Regions from separate parts of the Homo sapiens genome. Here region 1 is linked to region 2. Evidence: chromatin loops called from intact Hi-C (ENCODE). Cell type or tissue: K562. All regions are shown on one strand.

Region 1 (2,500 bases), 240 kb after region 2:
CAGAGGCTGTATGCCTGGCACACAGTAGCCCCTCACTCACTAGTGGCTACGGCTGTGATGAATACCAATGTGAGCTCCTTAGGCCAGGAGCCTTGTCTTTCGTTCCTGTATTCCTGGTGCCTGGTATGGCGTGGGCACTGAACAAATGTTTGTCAGATGAATGAACAAGATGAATTTGACAGGGATAAATGTCAGTTCCTGGACTCGCATCCAAAGACCCAGCTGCACAAGGATGCAGTGGGGGAGAAATGGCTTAGCAACAGCACATGTGAGAAAAGCCGAGGGATTGAAACTGACAGAAATTCAGTCAACATGAGGTGGCTGCCAAAACCAGCCAGGGCAAACTTGGGTAGCATTATTAGAGGCTGGGTGCTCAGAAGAGGGAGGCCACGGTGGTCAGACCAGCCTCAAGAGCCACAGACCCTTGTACGTTTCGCCTGTAGGGAGGCTGGCCAACCAGATGAGGTGGGGAAGAGTCCTAAAGACCACATATCATGAGATGCGGCTGAAGAAACCAGGGCGCTGAGCTTGGAGAAGAGAATCACAAGGCACGTGGTGGCATTCAGATCTTGCCTCTTCCACTTGCTCTGGACAATCAACAGCTCCAAGTCCCAGTTTCCTCATCCGTAAAATGTGCAAGCCACAGGTTGGAGGTCACGCCGCTGCTGGAGAAGGGCAGAAATGGGAACCCGAGCCTTACTGGACCGGCCCCCCTCCGCCTCCCTCCTGAGCTCTTCAGCACGGAGGTTGTTCACGCTGAGGACAGCTGTCAGGGAAACTGTGGGTGGCCAGAGGCCTCTGTTTCCATTTTAGGGGTTGGACCAGGATCACAGGGGCAGCTCCTTCCAGCCCTAACCCTTCCTTCTCCTTTCTTCCACTTGTGGCCGATTCTATAGTCTGGGTGCTTTCCTGGCGGCCAGCTTCCCTCTATTTGCATGGTTTCTGCGTGTAAGATTTTGTGTGCAAAAGGCTGCATCTGTTCCTCTTCTTCCCAGAAACCGCCCGGTGCCTGCAGTGCGCCCGCCTGGTGTTCCCTCTGCTCCCTCTGGTGGCTATAGCGGGTACTGCACAGGGCTCAACAGAGCCAACCAGAATAGCGTTGGAATCAGACATCTTGGTAAAAGTCCCGGCCCTCCATCAACAGATGAATGGATAAGCATAATGTGGTATAACATACAATGGAATATTATTCAGTCTTAAAATGGAAGGAAACGATGACAACTGGATGAGTCTCAAAAACATTAAGTGAAAATAAGTTGGCACAGAAGGACAAATATTTTATGATTCCATTTATAGGAGGTATATAGAACAGGTAGATTCAGAGACACAAAGTAGAACAGAAGTTACCAGGGGCTCACAGAGGGGGAAAAGGGGAGTTATGGTTTAATGGGTACTGAGTTTCTATTCGAGATAATGAAAAATTTCTGGAAATGGATAATAGTCATGGTCACACAACATCGTGAATATACTTAATGCCACTTATTGTACCCTTAAAAATTGTTAAAATGGTAAATTTTGTGTTGTATATATTTCATTACAATAAAAAGTAATACAATATTCATAACACAAAATTTACCATTTTAAGCATCTTGCTACCTAAGGGCTGCATGAGCTTCATCAAGTCACTTAGCTTCTCTGGGCCTCTGCTTCCTCATCTGTAAAGTGGGGAGAGCAATACTGCTTACCTCACTGCTACCACCCTGGTCCAAGCCACCATACTTTCTCACCTGGAGGATTGCAAACTGCCTCCTTGATGGTCTCCTGGCTTCACTTTGGCCCTTCCCAACAAGTCTTTTTCTACTAAGCAGCCATAACATCTAGAAAACTAGGTTAGATCAGTCACGCTCCTGCTTAAAATTCTCCCCACACTCCTCTTTTTGACCAACAGGATCTGGTCTGTGATCACCTCTCCTGCCTCAGTACTTTCTGCCACCTCTCCCTCACCAAGATATTACTCCATGCTCCTTTTGCCTCCAGGCCTTTGGCCTCATTGGTTACCCTGACTTGAATGCTGTTCTCCTGATTGTCTTACATTGCCAGGTCATCCTTGTCATCAAGGTCTCATCTCAAATGTCACCTTCTTTTTCTGGGGATTTCATTTCTTACCAGCCACTCCAATGTTGCCTTACCTTCTAGCCATACTCTTATCACCTCTGTCTTGTTTGATTTTCTTCATAGCACCTGTCATGATCTGAAATTGTCTTATCTCTGTGAAACTGGGTCATTTTATGGGCTGGATTTTGTAGAGTGCAAAGTAGGGTATAGTTTTTATTTTTCTTCTGCCTCCATCCTTGCACTTGCTCTGTTGCTTCTCTCTCCCCACATTGTCTTTGTCCATTTTCTGTTGCCTATAACAGAATACCACAGACTGGGTAATTTAAAAAAAATAAAAAAAGAGATTCATTTGGCTCATGGTTCTGGAGGGTGGGAAGTCCAAGAGCATGGTACTGCATCTAGTGATGGCCTTAGTGCTGCATCATAACATAGTGGCAGGCATCAC
Region 2 (2,500 bases):
ACCATACCTGGCTAATTTTTTGTATTTTTAGTAGAGACGGGGTTTCACTGTGCTGGCCAGGGCTCGTCTCGAACTCCTGACCTCCTGATCCGCCTGCCTTGGCCTCCCAAAGTGCTGGGATTACAGGCGTGAGCCACAGCGCCCGGCTGGTATTTTCCTTATAGGCCCAGCTGGTATTTTCCTTATAGTTAATTCTTTTTTTTTTTTTTGAGACGGAGTCTCACTTTGCTTCCCAGGGTGGAGTGCGGTGGTGTGATCTCGGCTCACTGCAACCTCTGCCCCCCGAGTTCAAGTGATTCTCCTGCCTCAGCCTCCCAAGTAGTTGAGATTACAGGCAACTGCTACTGCGCCCAGCTAATTTTTGTATTTTTAGTAGAGATGGGGTTTCACCATCTTGGCCAAGCTGGTCTTGAACTCCTGACCTCAGGTGATCCACTGGCCTCGGCCTCCCAAAGTGCTGGGATTACAGGCGTGAGCCACAGCGCCTGTCCAATCACAGGATTTTAAATTGTATAATCAGAGTCCAAGTCTCTGGTTGGTTGTTTTTATGCAGATTGTTTGAACTGAGTCTCAGTTTACATCTAAGTGAAGCCAGTACTTGCCTGATTGTATAGGGTAGCAGTATGCAAACTAAATTTTGGAGTTGTCAGTAATGAGCATTATTTAGCACACAGGGCAGTGATATTGGGTATATTTTTTATTGTCTCCCTTTGTACCTTATCTTTATTCCCAATGCCTAGCTTAGGTATACAGTAGGTTCCAAATAAATATATGGTTGAATATGCCAATCAGGGAATTTAGGAGGATTGAGCCCTGTCTAGGATCAGAGATAAAGGTAGGTCTTTCATGGGAAAGGGTCCTTGAGAGGGAATAAGTATCAAAGACATGCTAACTGTATTCCTTCTCTTCCTTCCAGGCAGTAGAACGAGTCCTGTACCCACACCTGTCCACCTACTGGACAAACTTGCAGGCTGTGCTGGATGATTATTCAGTATCTAATGCCCAGGTCAAAGCAGATGGACACAAAGTCTATGGAGCCATTCTGGTGAGTACCGTCCCCTTCCAGCCTCCCTTCCCTGCATGAGCTTAGCAGCCAAGCAGGCTTACTTTGGAATATTTGATGGGCCCAGGTTCCTCGAATTTTTTGCCTATCTTAGTCCTTGGCTCTTACAGGTGGCGGTAGAGCGACTGCTGAAGATGAAGGCCCAGGCAGCAGAGCCCAACAGGGGTGGCCCAGGTGGCAGGGGGTGCCGGCGCCTGGACGACCTGCCATGGGACAGCCTTCTCTTTCAAGAGTCGTCCTCCGGGGGCGGTGCAGAACCCAGCTTTGGGTCCGGCCTCCCGCTGCCGCCAGGGGGCGCGGGGCCGGAGGACCCTTCTCTTTCGGTGACCCTGGCCGACATCTACCGGGAGCTCTACGCCTTCTTCGGTGACAGCTTGGCCACACGCTTTGGCACCGGCCAGCCTGCACCCACGGCTCCGCGGCCGCCCGGGGACAAGAAGGAGCCGGCGGCAGCCCCGGACTCGGTGCGGAAGATGCCGCAGCTGACGGCAAGCGCCATAGTCAGCCCGCACGGCGACGAGAGCCCCCGGGGCAGCGGCGGAGGCGGCCCCGCGTCGGCCTCTGGGCCCGCCGCCTCTGAGAGCAGGCCCTTGCCGCGCGTGCATCGGGCGCGCGGGGCACCCCGGCAGCAGGGCCCCGGGACCGGCACCCGCGACGTTTTCCAGAAGAGCCGTTTCGCCCCGCGCGGCGCCCCGCACTTTCGTTTCATCATAGCCGGGCGGCAGGCTGGGAGGCGCTGCCGCGGGCGCCTTTTCCAGACTGCCTTCCCCGCGCCGTACGGGCCTAGCCCGGCCTCGCGCTACGTGCAGAAACTGCCCATGATCGGCCGTACCAGCCGCCCCGCCCGCCGGTGGGCGCTCTCGGACTACTCGCTGTACTTGCCGCTCTGAGTCAGTGGCCCCTTCGTTCCTTGTAAATAAATCCCGCCCCCGGAAATGACGTCTCCACCTTCGTGGGTCGCGCCGGATAAGGTGGGCTTTGGGCGGGGTGCTGCTGCAGCGGCGCTTCCTGGTGGTCAGGGCGCCATGGCGCTGTCCTGGCTGCAGCGCGTCGAGCTTGCGCTCTTTGCTGCCGCCTTCCTGTGCGGGGCCGTGGCGGCCGCGGCGATGACTCGGACCCAGGTGCGGCTGCGGGGCGGGGTCAGGTAGGCGGGGGAGCTGGCCGGTCTGGACATGGCGAGGCCACTTTCGCTTTCCGACCGGGCTTGCTGCTGCTCGGAGCCGGTGGACCTGGTGAGGCACGGCTGGCGCCGGCCTGTACCTGAAATGCAGCGAGGCTAATCGCGCTTTGTGGCTCCTCCTGGCCAGGTCATACTTCGAAGTTGTCCCCTCGCCAAAGGGACGGGTCAGTAGCGTCTTAAAGCACTAGGTGGAGTCGGGTTTCGTGGCTCCTGCTGCACAGCCTTACTGTGGTTCCGAAACAGAAGTCAGTGCAGAA

What was found. A loop is a pair of places that touch in the nucleus more often than their neighbours do. Peaks named below come from ENCODE experiments on the same cell type or tissue, not always from the same donor. Only the 100,000 strongest peaks of a DNase experiment are listed, where the experiment ranks them.
Region 1: it touches region 2 in a loop (10-fold over the local background); 4 of 110 quality-filtered maps call a loop at or near these places.

What each region holds. Positions count from the first base shown.
Region 1 is chr11:63,023,211-63,025,710 of GRCh38, forward strand. No RefSeq gene overlaps it. Among named protein-coding and RNA genes, the nearest start is that of SLC22A8, 8.6 kb to the left of the region's middle. In K562, a CTCF peak has its summit at 1,049 (motif pointing left); a DNase peak (open chromatin) is centred at 1,031; H3K27me3 peaks cover 974 bases.
Region 2 is chr11:62,785,344-62,787,843 of GRCh38, forward strand. TAF6L (TATA-box binding protein associated factor 6 like) reads left to right here. Exons shown (of 11, transcript NM_006473.4): 10 at 917-1,045; 11 at 1,174-1,999. The coding sequence ends at 1,953. TMEM179B (transmembrane protein 179B) reads left to right here and starts at 2,059. Exons shown (of 5, transcript NM_199337.3): 1 at 2,059-2,184. The coding sequence starts at 2,089. It also overlaps a transcript of TMEM223 not described here. RefSeq lists an enhancer at 1,130-1,329 and a silencer at 1,580-1,689. In K562, CTCF peaks have their summits at 1,340 (motif pointing right), 1,934 and 2,449; DNase peaks (open chromatin) are centred at 1,348 and 2,008; H3K4me3 peaks cover 1,613 bases.